2 separate regions of the Mus musculus genome follow, and region 2 is linked to region 1. A link is a loop called in an ENCODE intact Hi-C map of the cell type or tissue named here. Cell type or tissue: left cerebral cortex. All regions are shown on one strand.

What was found. Peaks named below come from ENCODE experiments on the same cell type or tissue, not always from the same donor. Only the 100,000 strongest peaks of a DNase experiment are listed, where the experiment ranks them.
Region 2: a loop joins it to region 1, with 6 times the contacts of the local background. A loop is called at or near these places in 11 of 42 quality-filtered maps.

Annotation. Positions count from the first base shown.
Region 1 is chr3:95,049,419-95,057,418 of GRCm38, forward strand. No RefSeq gene overlaps it. Among named protein-coding and RNA genes, the nearest start is that of Psmd4, 11 kb to the left of the region's middle. In left cerebral cortex, CTCF peaks have their summits at 3,783, 4,486 and 6,286 (motif pointing left); DNase peaks (open chromatin) are centred at 3,770, 4,478 and 5,148; H3K27ac peaks cover 302 bases.
Region 2 is chr3:95,105,105-95,113,104 of GRCm38, forward strand. It overlaps Pip5k1a (phosphatidylinositol-4-phosphate 5-kinase, type 1 alpha), which reads right to left and starts at 1,826. Exons shown (of 15, transcript NM_008847.3): 1 at 1,272-1,826. The coding sequence starts at 1,347. Vps72 (vacuolar protein sorting 72) reads left to right here and starts at 5,938. Exons shown (of 6, transcript NM_009336.2): 1 at 5,938-6,110. The coding sequence starts at 5,994. In left cerebral cortex, CTCF peaks have their summits at 1,645 and 3,024 (motif pointing left); DNase peaks (open chromatin) are centred at 138, 651, 1,513, 1,844 and 2 more places; H3K4me3 peaks cover 3,801 bases; H3K27ac peaks cover 2,795 bases.

The sequences.
Region 1 (8,000 bases):
GTAGACCAGATGGGTTGAATTGACTCCCAGATCCTGCATCTATAATCCCAGCATGCATCTGTAACCCAGCACTTCCATGGTGAAATGGCAGACTAAGAGAAGAATCGCATGGAAATCTGTGGGCCAGCTAGCCTGAGTGCACAGTGTAGCAGGACCAGCAAGAAGAACCATGCCTCAAAATAAGGTCTTAGGAGACAAGCTACTCCCAACTCCTCTGACCTCTACACACACACCCTCCCCTCCAGGCATGCTTAGAGGCTATGTCACCTCGACACAAGCCAGAGTCCTCTGAAAGGAGGAAAGCTTAATTAAGAAAATGTTTCCATACGTTCCCACTATAGGGTATTTTCTTAATTAGTGATTGATGGGAGAGAGCCCCAGCTCTTTATGGGTGGTGCCATCCCGGGCTGATGGTCCTGGGGTCTATAAAAAAGGACACTGAGAAAGCCATGAGGAGCAAGCCAGTAAGCAACACCCCTCCATGGCTTCTGCGTCAGCTCCTGCCTCCAGGTTCCTGTCCTAACTTCCTTCAATGATGAACAGTGGGGTGGAAGTATAAGCCAAATATAAACCCGTTTCTCCTCAAACTGCTCTGGTCATGGTATTTCATCATAACAATAGAAACCCCGACTGGAACAGCCCACCTCCCTGTGACTCTAGATTCTACCAGAATGACAGTTCACAGCGGAAAGACGTTCAATCCGTGACAGGGCGACTGCTCAAACATGCAGGCAAAGCTAGTGCTGGAAAGAACGCTGCAGTTACTAAGGGGAAGCCTCCTGCCTGCCCTAGGACATTAGGAAAGGGTCTGCTTCCCCAATGCTGGGATTGAAGGTGTGTACCAGCACACCTGGCTTTTCTGATGCTGTTTTGGAAGGGATGAAGGATGTAAAATTGGGCTGGCAAAATAGTTTAGCAGGTAAAAGTATATGCTGTCAAGCCCAACGACCTAAGTAAATTCAATCCCTGGGACCCACAAGGTAAAAGGATAAAATGACTCTCCTAAGCTGTGTCCCGACATCCACTCAAGTGCTACACACACAGACACAGACACAGACACAGACACAGACACACACACACACACACACACACACACACACACACACAGACACAGACACACACAGACACACAGACACAGACCACACACAGACACACACACACACACACACACACAGACACAGACACACACACACAGACACAGACACACACACACACAGACACACACACACACACACACACAGACACACACACACACACACACACAGAGTCTCTGAGGTCAGGCAACCCATGACAGGGTTGGGGGTCTCTTCAAGTCCATGAAGCTATGAAAGTGAAGCCTGAGCTACAGTGGAGACTTCAGAATCTTGGAGGTGCCAAGACCATGGGTCATCTATTAAGGAATGTGACAGCACAGGCAAAGCTGCCACAAAACAAGGCTTTGTGAAAGTTAAGAGTGGTGGTGCTGTCTTTAATCCCAGCACTTGTGAGGCAGAGGCAGGTGGGTTTCTGAGTTCGAGGCCAGCCTGGTCTACAGAGTTAGCTCCAGGACAGCCAGGGCTACACAGAGAAACCCTGTCTCAAAAAAACAAAAAAACAAAACAAAACAAAACAAAAAAGTGTGTGTGTGGGGGGGGGGGGGCTGGAGAGATGGTATGGTGGTTTGAATGAGAATTACCCCCCCCCCGCCCCCTTTCTCATAGATTTGAATACTCAGTCATCAGGGAGTGGTGCTATCTGAAAAGATTAGTGTGGCCTTTAAGGTTTTCAAAAACCCAAGCCCAGTGGCTCTCTCTCCCTGCTGCCTGTGGGTTCAAACACTGAACTCTCAGATACCTCTCCAGTGCCATGATGGAGTACCTGCATGCCGCTCTGCTCCCCAGCACAATGACAATGGACTAAACCTCTGATGCTGTAAGCCAGACCCAATTAGAGTCTTTCTAACAGTTGCAAAGTTATGTGGTCTCCTCCCAGCAACAGTACACTGGCTAAGACAGATGGTTAGGGGTGGGTACTGCTGCCTCAGAGGACCTGAGCTCAGTTTCAAGCACCCACATCAGCACTCACAAGCTGCTGTAGTTCCAGATCGAGGGAGATCGGATGCTTCTGGCCTCTGTGGGCACGTGTGCTCATGTGCACACACCCACAGATCACACACACACACACACACACACACACACACACACACACACACATAATTTAAAATAATAAAAATACATACTTTTTAAAGAAGAAAAACCGTCCTGGCTAGTTTGATGTCAACTCTACACAAGCTAGTGTCAGCAGAGAGGAGGGAGCCTTAATTAAGAAAACGCCTCCATAATAATCAGACTGGGAGCAAGCCTGTGGGATGCTTTCTTATCTAGGGAGTGCTGGGCCAGCTCTGGTGGTCCTGGTTTTTTTTTTTTTTTTTCGAGACATGGTTTCTCTATGTAGCCCTGGCTGTCCTGGAACTCACTTTGTAGACCAGGCTGGTCTCGAACTCAGAAATCCGCCTGCCTCTGCCTCCCGAGTGCTGGGATTAAAGGCGTGTGCCACCACGCCCGGTGGTCCTTGGTTCTAAAAGGCTGAGCAAGCCATGTGCAGCGAGCCAGGAAGCAGCTCTCCTCCATGGTCTCTGCCCTGCCTCTATGTTGCTGCCTCTTTTGAATCTCTCTCCTGATGTCCTTTGATGATAAACAGTGACGTGTAAGTGTGAGTGAAATAAACCCTGTCCTCCCTAGCTTGCTTTTGCCCGTGGTGTTTCATCACAGTAACCATAACTATGATACATCTTGTAAAACGAACAAAACTATTAGATCCTACAACCCTAGCACCTGTGAAGCTAAGGAAAATGTGCTGTGCTGTGCTGTTCAGTCAAAGCCAGCCTGGGCTATAGACTCAGTGATGGAGTGCGGACCAACCCAGCAAGCTTGGTATCCAGCACCCACAATGAGCTTGAGTAGAAGAAGTTCACAACTTCCTGCAGCTCCAGATTCAGGGGATCTGGCATCTCTGACCTGGGCGAACAGCCAACTCACATTCACAGCCCTACCAAACATTGGAACATACACATAATTAAAAATAGAAATTTTGGGGCTGGTGAGATGGCTCAGTGGTTAAGAGCACTGATTACTGTTCCAGAGGTCCTGAGTTCAATTCCCAGCAACCACATGGTAGCTCACAACATCTGTAATGGAAACCGATGCCCTCTTCTGGTGTGTCTGAAGACAGCTACAGTGTACTTATATATAATAAATAAATCTTTAATCCCAGCACTCGGGAGGCAGAGGCAGGCGGATCTCTGAGTTCAAGGCCAGCCTGGTCTACAAAGTGAGTTCCAGGGCAGCCAGGGCTATACAGAGAAACCCTGTCTCGAAAAACAAAAAAAAAAAAAAAAAAATGTATAATTTTTGTTAAAGATTCTGACTGCAAATCAAAAGAGGGCACCAGATCTCATTGAAGATGGTTGTGAGTCACCACATGGTTGCTGGGATTTGAGCTCAGGACCTCTCAAAGAGCAGTGAGTGCTGTCAACCTCTGAGCCATCTCTCCAGCTCATATAAATCTTTAAGAGAGAGAAAAACAGGCTGGGTGTGGTAGCACATGTCTTTAATTCTGGCACTCAAGAAGCAGAAACAGATATCTGTAACTTCATAGACATTTGAGGCCAGCCTGGTCTACATACCTAGTTCTAGGGCATCCCAGTATGGATAATGCTTAAAAACAAACAGAACCAGACCCAAGATTTGTTTTGCAGCAATATATTGACTAGAGCTATAAGCACTACCCACCACTCACCACTAGAGGGACCCTATAATCAGAGGTTCAGCAGAAATATCATCATACCTAGACTACATCCAATACACTAGTGGATATGGTTTTTCCTTTATCCATCTCAAAGGCAAACTTGGAGTTAAAGCCAGAAAGAGATGGAGAAAGACACTAGAAAACGGAAAGGCATCCCATGCTCACGGAGTGGTAAACTTTTAGCATGGTGAAAATGACCATTCTACCTAAAGCTATTACAGATTCAGTGCAATTCCAATCAAACTCCCCACCTCATTCTTCACAGAAATGGGGGGAAAAAACTACCCTAAAATGTATATGGAATAAAAAAAAAAAAAGAAGAAACAAAAAAATGTATATGGAACCACAAGAAATCCTGGATAGCCAAAACAATCTGGAGCAAAAAGAACAATCCTGGAGGGATTGCCATTTCAGACCTTAAGATATATTACAAAGCTATAGGAAAACAAAACCAAGCCAAAAAATCATGGTATCAGCACAAATAGAGACTTGGAGACCAACGGAACAAAACTGAAGACCCAAACATGAGTACATATAGCTTCAGCCACTTAATATTTGACAAAGGCAGCAAGACATATGCTTGCGGGGGGGTGGGGGAAGCATCTTCAACAAGTGGTGAAGGGAAAACTGGCCAACATCCACAGGCATCCTATGGGTGGGTAACCTCTTCTGACCACAGGGTCCCTCTAGTGGTGAGTGGCAGGTAGTATTTACAGCTCTATTCAATTCAAACCACCTTGTGGTTCAAAGACCTAAATGTGGACAGTGAAACACTGAAACTACTGGGAGGAAACACAGCACCCTGCACGGTCTAGGTGTAGGGAAAGGCTTTCTGAATAGAACTCCTTATGTACAGTAATTAAGATCAACAACTGACAAGTGGGACCTCAAACTACAAAGCTCTGCATAGCTAATTAAACAATCAGTGATGAGGAATCCCACAGAACTGAAGAGAATCTTTGTCAGGTATACATTTAATACATTTAATAGACGAATAATGCATAGAATATACAAAAATTCAAAAAGCCAAGAGTGAAAATAATAAATGACCCTGGAACCTGAATGGAGTTCTCAAAAGGAAAAAAAAAAAAAAAAAAAAAAAAAGCAAAGCAAATAAGTTTGAGACTTCATTCTAATCAGAATGGCAAAGACCAACAAGACAATAAACGACAACAGACAACAAATGCTGGAGGGGGTGTGGGGAAAGGGGAACTCATTCACTTTTAGTGGAATTGAAAACTGGTGCAGCCACTATGGAAATCATAGGGAAAATTCTCAAAAAGATAAAAATAAATGCACCATATGCCCCAGCTGTATCACCCCTTGGCACACGCCCAAAGGCCTCGCTGACATCCTACGTCATAGATCCTTGCTGAGACCTGCTCGTGGCTGCTCTACCCACCAGAGCTGGGGAATGGAAGCAATGTAAATACCCTGCAGCAGATGAATGGCTGACCAGAGTATTGGGCGCACGCTGTGGAATGCTGCTCTGTTGGGAGCACAGAGCTCCAGGGAAAACCAGGAATGTTAAGCACATGGGACTGTTTTCTTTCTTTGAGACAAGGTTTCTCTGTTATTCTCTGATTGTCCTGGATCTTGCTCTGTAGACTAGCCTGGCCTCAAAAGCAGAGATCTACCTGCACCTGCCTCCTGAGTGCTGGGATTAAAATCAGGTGCCACCACACCCAGCTCCCGAGTTGTTTTTTCAGTGGAAAAGAAGTAAAATCTCTTTCTGCCCATCAGGCTGGAAAGAGATGACTAACACCCCCGTGATCTGTGTTAGCTCTCGGCCAAGCCATATCAAGCTCCTACAAACAGGACTGGAGGTAGCTAGTAATCTAAACGACCTCTACACTATCTGTACAACTGAGACCAGGCCACATCCTTCCTTAGGCCCTCCTAAACCAGCACAGGCAGCCTATCTCCAGACCTTATCTTCTTGGAAGAAAAGCCACACACCCTGAGTTGCCTTTGAGTAATTATGCCCTGGGGCCTGGGTTACATCAGGGAACTTTTTTCCCAATTGTACTGTTTTAAGTATGCTGGCAATAAATCCCCTGACATCAGACTTTTTAGAAGTTTCATCCAATTTAATGAAGTCAAACGGAATCAAGTATTTAATCTCACCTCTTCACCGATCATTTCACTGCTGGCTGTAATACCCGAGGGACCCCTCAACTCATGCAAAAAATGTGGGGAACACAATTCTCAGAGAAGGGTTTTCTTTAAATAGAAATTAGGGGTTCAGAAACCTCAGGCCTCCCACTAAAAAGGTTTGCACCCTTAAGTGAGAGTGGAATTAATATGAGTTCTTCTCAGTCTTCTGAGTCAAAGCATTTTGTACAATTACTGAACTATTTGTTAAGATCTTAAGGATCAGCCTGGAGAGTTGGCTCAGTGGGTTAAGAGCACCGACTGCTCTTCCAAAGGTCCCGAGTTCAAATCCCTGCAACCACATGGTGGCTCACACCCATCTGTACTGAGATCTGATGCCCTCTTCTGGTGCATCTTAAGACAGCTACAGTGCACTAAAGTAAAATAATAAATCCATGGGCATGAGCGAGCAGGGCCGACTGGTGTGAGCAGAAGTCCTAAATTCAATTCCCAACAACCAAATGAAGGCTCACAACCATCTGTACAGCTAGTGTACTTATATACCTTAAATAAATCTTTAAAAAAAACTTAGGTATCAAAATATTCAGACCAACAGTTCTGCAACTTTATACTCACAAAACTAATAAACTGAGAGCCCATGTAAATGGAGAAAAAAAATCTGTTGATCGGTGTGGTGGCGCATGCCTTTTATCCCAGCACTTGGGAGGCAGAGGCAGGCGGATTTCTGAGTTTGAGGCCAGCCTGGTCTACAGAGTGAGTTCCAGGACAGCCAGGGCTACACAGAGAAACCCTGTCTCGATAAAAACCCAAAAAAAAAAAAAAAAAAAAAAAACAAAAAAATCTGTCAACTATTTTTTTAAAAATGGAAGGAGCTGGAGAGATGGCTCAGTGGTTAAGAGCACTGACTGCTCTTCCAGAGGACCTGGGTTCAAGTCCCAGCCCCCATGTGGTGGCTCACAACTGTCTATAACTCCAGTCCCAGGGGATCTGATACGCTCTTAGGGGGAGGGTATAGGGAACTTTCAGGACAGCATTTGAAATGTATATAAAGAAAATAATAAAAAAAAAATGGAGACTCCACAGCTGCTCAGTTACCAGGCCAGCCACACGCATCCTTGGCATTCGCCCAAAAGACCTATCACTTCACAGACACTTGTGCAGCCAAGTTCAATGCTGCTCTATGCACAACAGCTAGGAAACGGACACAGCCTAAGTGTCCTTCAGCCGATGACTGTGCAGTAAAGATGTGGTGCATGCGCACTATGGAACACTATCTAGTTGTGAAGTGAAATCACCAACTTTGCAGGTAAACAGATGGAACTAAAAAAATGTCACTTTTGCGTGAGGTAACCCAGACACAGAGACAAAGGTTGCACTGTAAGCTTCTACCTCCAAACCTTCAGCTGCGACTACGTATCCTGGAGGAACTTCAGAGAGCAGGAAGAAAGAAGGGACCACTGCGTGGGTGAGAATCCGGGGAGCAACAGAAGGGAATAGCAAGGCACGTAGAAGCGATCTGAGCAGAGAAATGAGGAAAAGGGAGAGAAACACAGGAGGGAAGATAATAAACACACAGTCAGGGTATCTGATAAAATCATACAAACCATATTATTCACTATTACCTTTAAAAGAAATCAACCCCAAAACAAAAATACACTTAAGTCTGTTTGTAATATACATATAGGTTAAATAATGCTTGATGGTGGTGGGGTACGCTTTTAATCAGGTAGGCAAAGGCAGGCAATCTCTTGAGTTCGAGGCCAGCCTGGTCTACTGAGTTCCAAGATAGCCAGGTGTACAAAGAGAAAAGTTGTCTTGAAAAATAAAAACAAAAAAAAATATAAAAATGTTTTCATGTGTTTGCCTGCATGTGTATGTGTGCATCACACACATGCCTGGTATCTATAGAGCCAGAAGAGTGTGTCAGATCTCTGGGACTGGAGTTACAGAGGGTGGTGAGGTTGCTTGTGTTAGGAACCAATCCAGCAAGTCCTCCTAACCAGTCTGCTCTCCAGCCCTGCAAAAGGAGCTTGTACTGGCTATTTTTGTGTCAACTTGACACAGCTGGAGTTACCACAGAGAAAGGAGCTTCAGTTGGG
Region 2 (8,000 bases), 56 kb after region 1:
CAAAAATCACAGAAAAAAGGAAAAAAAAAACCCACCTCATACCCAGCAGCTTCTCAGGCAACAGTTACTGAGGAACACCCAACATTCCTCTGGAGCAGCTTCTGATTCACCCCCATACACATTTCCCCTCCCACAGACAATCTGCTGTGGCTTTTCTTTGCGGGCCTTTCCAGCCCTCAATCCCTACTAATCTCTAACTACTCTGACCTCTCCATATTGCCCAGTTCCTTACGATTTCTTCATACATCATCCTAGGCATTCCTCCAGTCCCTATCCTATTATGCAACATCCTCCCATAGCTCTCAAGTCGCACACACCCCTCCCCATCTTTATGAAGCCTAACCACAGGCCTAACCCCGACTCTTCTACAAGTCAAGGCTTCATTTCATTTACCCTCCTTCTTTTAGGGTGTTTTGACCTTGACCTCCCTCCTCATCCTTTAGATGTTTCCAATGTTTCCCTCTGTGCTGACTATAGTAAGCTCCCATGATCCCAGCACTAAGGCCAGTCAGGAAGGCATAAGAAGTGCCTGTATCAAAATACAAAACAACACAACTCCTCATTCCTTTCCACAGTTGTACAACCTAAAGATAGGAATCCCCTAAAGAGTTAATGTGAGAAAGTAAGCATGTGGCTGGCTGCTGCTGACAAGAGATGAGAGGAGGAATGACGCACTGGGAGGGGGGCGGGCGGGGGGTGGGGGAGGGAGTCTGAGCGGAAAGCCACTCCAGGAACTTACTCCCAATAAAATCCACAATTCCCATGACTCTCCATTACTTTTAAGTTCCATAATCCCCTCAACATTTTGATCTATTAATTTCACAATCACTTTGGTATCTACCTTACACCTTTATCTACCAATACTCCGTTTACGTTATTTTGTCTTATTAAGCCCAGATCCTGATGCATGCTAGACGAGATCTCCACTACTAAGCTGTATCCTCAGTCTCCACTGATTCGTTTCTCCACTCCTGTTGTCGTTTCTCTCTTAACCCCCAACCTTCAGTCTCCATCCTTCCTCCTCAAAGTTCTCAACGCAGTCGCCTCTGAGACACTGTGTGAGTTTTCGTCAGCTTCCCTTTTTCTCAGCGACATCCATCCTTTCCCCCAGACTCCTCTAGTAATAGAATTGTCTACTTCAAAGTCCGGTCCTGTCCTCCCTTAGGGGCAACCCCTCGGACATCCTCAACCACAGGTCCCCTCCCAGGACTCGGTCTTGTTCCCATCTCACAGTCCTCCTCAGTCGGCTGCCCGCGTCCCACCCGACTCACCTGCGGTACCAGCAGGGGCCCCGGCATCAAGGGATGAAAACCCGGCCGCCGCTGGCCCTGAGGAGGCGGACGCCATCTTGGCAGCCCCCTCCCCCTCAGCGGCTTCGCTCCCTTTCAATCCGGCTTTTCCTTTTCTCGGAATCGAATCTTCCCCACGTCTCTTCACAGAACCCGCGTTCGGCGGGCTTCTCACAGGCGTTGTTCAGGCTCCAGGACAAGCTCAGGACCGCACCACTTGCCCGGCATGGGGGAGAGCTGCAGTCTCGCACCTTCCTAGCAACTTGAACTGCTCTCCGCCAAAGCTACCTTCTCTTACCAGACAGGAACACTTGAGCCGGGCCCCGGGAGTCCCGCGTCTCGGATAGAACAAACCTAAAGGAAAACCTAGGCACCTGAGGTGCCCCCAAAAGCGAATGCCCCCCCTCCCTCACCTCCCCAGCCACTGCCTGTTTATCCCCAACTCCACCGCTCGGCTCAGGGTGGGCGGCCAAGGAAACCCCGGTATTGCGCATGCGCCACAGCTTCTCGGCGTTCGTCTATCTAGCCGGAGAAAAGAGAAGCCAATCAGAGGGGACTTCGGATCACGTGACAGATGATGCCACACCCCAAGGAATCCACCGACCGTAGACCGTGAGTCTACGGTGGCTCAGTAGGCCAATATAGGTTCGTATCTTTGATCGGGTTGCTAAGAACTCTTGTTAAGAATCAGCTGGACCGAGATGGACTGAGCTCCTCAAATGACAGTCCTGGAAAGAATTCGGAACGCAGCTCTGTGTCAAGTCCGAAATGTTAAGCTCTTGTGCACTACAAAACATCACAACCATCAAGAATTCTTCCAGCCTTTACTGTTTAAGGTGTCGGCTTGTGGGATCTTCCTTCTAAAGACATAAAAATAGATGTTTTGTTTACTTCAAACAGTGCTAGACACAGCGACAGAGTTCATTAAATGTAAATATTTGATAAATAAGGCAATGAGGATTTGTCAACAATATAAGAAGAAAAGTAAGAAAAATACATAAAAACAAAGTTTAAAAGACCTGATAAAAAAAAGACTACAGACTATCAAATAACCTCCCCCTATCCAAAGTCCTCCTTAGCATTCAGTTGCTAATTATCTATACTCCAAAGGGCATAGAAATACAGAGGGATTCTACTCTAGCCTAGTTGTCATATGAACTCTGCCCAGTTTTTTTTTTTTTTTTTTAAAGATTTATTTATTGATTATATGTAAGTACACTGTAGCTGTCTTCAGACACTCCAGAAGAGGGCATCAGATTTCATTAGGGATGGTTGTGAGCCACCATGTGGTTGCTGGGATTTGAACTCTGGATCTTCGGAAGAGCAGTCGGGTGCTCTTACCCACTGAGCCATCTCACCAGCCCTCTGCCCAGTTTTTACAAAGAACCCTAGCAGCTGTGAATATTATGGGAAGCCTAGGGAAGGCCTTTTTGAACAAGCGCTTCTGAAAAGCAAAGACTGTGTGCTAAAGTTCTATGTCCACCTCCTGTCACATTTTTGTACAAGGTAATCACTCAATAATTATTTGTGAAATGAATAAATAAAAGGCATGGGAAAAAACCTCCAGCTTATTGGTTCTAAAGTGGCCTGGACACCTATCCAGATGTTCCTCCAAAGGGAACCCAGGGCCAGAGTATCCATCAAATATCTCCCATTCCTTAACCTCAGATTTCTTCCTCTGCCTTCAAGACCTAAAATATTTGTTTCCTTACTGCCATCTGCTGGATTCTTTGTGCTCCCTTGGGTACTAAAGATTGACAAACTTCATTTGATAGAATTAGCATCACTAATTCAACAGCATTTTGACTCGGTAGCACTGAAGTATTGTATGTTGTACTGTACCTGAAACCTTCGCCCTGCTGTTACTGGTGTCAGACAGTGCTATTCACTCACAGGTGAAGTTGTGTCTCACAGATACTTAGTAAATACTGTTGAATAAATTGTCTATATTTCCAGAAAAGGCATTCAGTCACCTGGGAACTGTTAAGACCACTCATCAGATAAAGGCACCAAACTATGCCTAGGTCCATGAGATGGGATAAGAGAATTGATCCATTCAAGTTTTCCTCTGCCCTCCTCTTGCACAAGTTAACAAACACTTGAGTTAAGTGTAAACTCAGTTGATTCTATTTCCTAAGGTGCTCTAAAAATCAATTGAGGTAGAGATTAAAGCTATTTCAGACTCTGAAATTGTAAGTAGGCAAAAAGGACCTAAATGCATAAGGCAGTTAAAAACAGAATTATCTCCCTATAGTTTGTATTTCAGTTCTGAAAGAAAAATTAAAAAAAAAAAACATCTTAAGCTTCCTAGGGGCCTTTGTCTCTACATCGCCCAGGAAATGGCCACTGTCACAGCCCCACCTTGTGTTATCCGCTTATGTGTGTAACTCCCTCATAAGATGATACTTTTTAGAGCAAAGATGATGGCTTTTCATTTTTACAGTTCAAGAATGTAGACTATTGCCAGGCGGTGGTGGTGCATGTCTTTAATCCCAGCACTTGGGAGGCAGAGGCAGGTGGATTTCTGAGTTCCAGGCCAGCCTGGTCTACAGAGTGAGTTCCAGGACAGCCAGGGATATACACAGAGAAACCCAGTCTCAAAAAAAACAAAATAATAAATAATAATAATACACTATCTTTAAACATCTGGGCATGGTGGCACAGTATCTTTAAACATCTGGGCATGGTGGCACACTATCTTTAAACATCTGAGCATGGTAGCACACGCCTGAGGTTCCAGCTCCACAGATAGCTAAGATCCCTTAACTTGTTCCCTTGAGTTTTCTTCCCTTGAGTTTTCTTCCCTTTTTCTCCCCCGCCCCCAAATCTTGATTTCCAAAAGAGCCTGGACGATAGGCAAAATATAGCATACCTTTATCTCAGGGGTAAATGTAACCGAAAGGAGGGCTTGGAATGTTTAGGAAGCAGGTATCCTACCCCTCTGTCTCTCTGCCCCAGCTCTTACTCAGTCCCAAGGTGTCCTCTGAGTCACAGGGTTACTCTTCCCTAGTGACATTCCTAGCATAGCAGAACTGGGGTGACTGGGCAAGGTGTGGGAGCTGGGGCAGAGAAGAACGCTGTGGCTTGGTGCTCCTGAGGAAATGGCAAAGGGAGTTCACCAATACATACTTTCAGAAGGGAGGCAATCTGGTGACCTCAAAGAAGGGCCACCCATTCGGTTGTCAGTGCATGTAAGTGTGCTTTATCAAAGCACCTTTTGGGGATAGGGGTGTAGTTCAGAATTAGAGAACTTACCTATCTTATACACTACTCTGAATTTAATCCTTGGCATTAGAAAAAAAAAACAGAAACAAAAATAAAACCAAAAAACAGTAAAAGAATGAATACCTTCTTCATTTAGTCTTTCATTGTTTACCTAAACCTAGCCTATTGCAGGCATTCACATTCGTAGTATAGACAGATACAATCCTTGGCCTCACTTGGGATGTACCTTTGTAGTAGAATGCTTTTCTAGAGTTCCTGAGACCTTGGGTTCCATTCCCAGCAAAGAGGGGGAAACACACACACACACACACACACACACACTCCAAAACAAAAACAAAAACAAACTCTTCCCTTAACCTAGTAGCATGAAACACGGAGAAGACCATAGCAGACCAGTCTATGAGACTGGCAAGCTTGGAGTACATAGAGAACCAGTCTCCAAAACCAAAACTCAGCAGATAGAGGAGCCTGCCATCAAGCCTGGTGACCTGACTTTGACCCCAGATTCCACACAGTAAACGTGGAGAGCCAGTTCCTGCACATTTGTCTTCTGACCTCCACACCAGTGCAGTGGTACATGCTCACACACATGAACACAAACACATAGTTAAAAAAAAAAGTCATACAATTTTTAAAAAGATTTATTTATTTATTTTATGTATATGAGTACACTGTAGCTGTCTTCAGAAACACCAGAAGAGGACATCAGATCCCATTACAGATGGTTGTGAGCCACCATGTGGTTGCTGGAAATTGAATTCACTCAGGATCTCTGAAAGAGCTGTCGGTGCCCTCTCCCAGTGTGTCTGAAGACAACAATAGTGTACTCATATTAAATAAATAAATAAGTACATACATACATACATACTTTTTTTTTTTGAGACAGCTTTTCTCTGTATAGCCCTGGCCGTCCTGGAACTCACTCTGTAGACCAGGCTGGCCTTGAGCTCAGAAATCCACCTGCCTCTGCCTCCCAAGAGCTGGGATTAAAGGCGTGCGCCACCACTGCCTAGCATAAATAAATCTTAAAAAAAAAAAAAAAGTAGGAGCGGAGAAGGGAAAGGAGTTTGCTATGAGGCAGGCCTACTTGGCGCACACCTTTAATTCCATCACCGGGAGGCAGAGGCAGGAAGATCTCTGAGTTCGAGGGCAGCTTGCTTTACACAGGTAGCTCCAGGCCAGCCAGGACTGTAAAGTGTGATCCTGTCTGTAGAAAAACAAACAAAATATCTAGGTAAGGAGGAGGAACCCTGGTACTGTGCCCTAGGCGCTGCCTATGAGTGGCCACAGCAGCCACCAGCCACAAAGAGACTTAAGGTGAAAATAACTAGGACCTCTCGACGCTCGGCTGCTTTTGCTTGCAGACGCTGAACTTCCGTCATTGACGGTCGCCCGCAGGTAATAGTGTCGAGTGCCGATCTGCGAGAACCCCGAGCTGGGCCAGGGGCTGAAGGCGGCAGCGCAGTCGCTGTAGGCGGTATGAGTTTGGCTGGGGGCCGGGCCCCACGGAAAACCGCTGGGAACCGGCTTTCTGGGCTCCTGGAAGCAGAGGAGGAAGATGAGTTCTACCAGACAACTTACGGGGGTTTCACCGAGGCAAGAGCCGGGCCCAGGAAGAGGGAAAGAGAGAGGCGAGGAGAAGGGAAAACCCTGGACAAAGAGGAAGGGGGCGGGGATTGAGAAAGGCTCGGAAAGGCGCTCCGGGCTGGACGGCGGAGTGGAGGGGACTTTGTGTGTGTGTGCGCGCGCGTGTGTATGTGCCTCTGTGTGCGTGTGTGTGTGCGCGCATGTGTGTTTGTGTCTGTGTCTTTGTCGGCTTTGCAATTTTCTTCGGAGTGTGTGTGTGTGTGTGTGTGTGTGTGTGTGTGTGTTTATCGGCTTTACAATTTTCTTGTACGCTCCTGGCTGGATGGCGGAGTCTGGAGGAGTGTGTGTGCGTATCAGTGTCTGTGTCTTTGTCGGCTTTGAAGTTTTCTCGTCCCGCTGCCGAGTTATTTACCAAAAGGAACCTGTCCAGAAACAAACTTAATTAGCACACTCTCCGCCGGGCGTGGTGGCGCACGCCTTTAATCCCAGCACTCGGGAGGCAGAGGCAGGCGGATTTCTGAGTTCGAGGCCAGCCTGGTCTACAAAGTGAGTTCCAGGACAGCCAGGGCTATACAGAGAAACCCTGTCTCGAAAAACCAAAAAAAAAAAAAACCAAAAAAAAAAAAAAAAAAACAAAAAAGTTAGCACACTCTCGTTTTCAGCTTTCAAATCATAGCTTACTGTTTTCTTAGGTGACCCTTTATCGACTAAGAGAATCCCCATTTATTTCCATCATAGAAACAAAATTTCAGTTTACAGTTAGATTTGGTTTATGTCTCATTTTCTGGTTGGTTTTAAGGTCTGTAACAGAATTCGGTCTTTTTTTTACAAACAAGGCTGACATTTGGCTAAATTTTTGTTAATAGAAGCTGTTCAGTGATTGAATATATGTTGTACAACCAGATCAGCATACTATATGTAATTAAATGGTTGTGGTGGATTCCTTGGAAACATTAAAAACTTCCCTGAGGATGGAAATATAGTTTGTAGCTCAGTAGTATATCACTAGCCTAGAAAATGAGTCCTAGATCCTGGATTACTGGCCCCTGGCAGTAAATAAAAACAAGCCCTACCTTGCAGGGCAACTGTCTGGGATCCTAGTCAGCTTAGATACTGTACGATAAAGACTTAAGTTCAAGATAACAGGTGAGAGGTTTGTGTTTTGTTTTTTAAATTGTATTATGTTTGTGTGTCTGCATATGGAGACCAGAGGCAACTTGTAGGAGTTCAGTCTCTCTTTTCATCATAGGAGCCCAAGGAAGCAAACTCAGGTGGTCAGGGTTATACAGCAAGCTCCTTTGCCCACAGAGCCACCCTGAAGGTCCCAGAGTTGTTAAAGACAGGCAGTGCTGGGGAAATAACATTTAAAATGAGGACATTTATAAAGAGCAGACCTTGGCTGGCTGAAGAGTCAGGGAGGAAAAGGAGGGCTCAGTTGGAAAGGCACTGAGGTCCTGGTGTGAAACCTATAGATATGGTTTTGTAGATTGCTATGGAGGATATAGGCCTGAGCTGGATTTGGTTTTGTTCTATGAGATAGGGTTTCTCTACATAGCTCTGACTGTCTTGAAACTCACTTGGAACTAGGTCAGTCTGGCCTCACAGAGGTCAACTTGCTTTAGGCCACCACGCTCAGCTTCTTTGCCTCCCAAGGGACTCTACTCCTGGCCTTATATAGATTTTGTTTGTTCACTTGCTTTTATTTTTAATTTATTTTTTATATTTTAGATTTGTTTATTTTTTATGTATGTTGTTGTTGGCTGCATGTCTGTCTGTGTGAGGGTGCCAGAGCCTCTGGGTCTAGAGTTACAAACACTGGTGAGCTGCCATGTGGGTGCTGGGATTTTGAACCAGTCCTCTGGAAGAATAGACAGTGTTCTTATCCATTGAGCAGTCTGG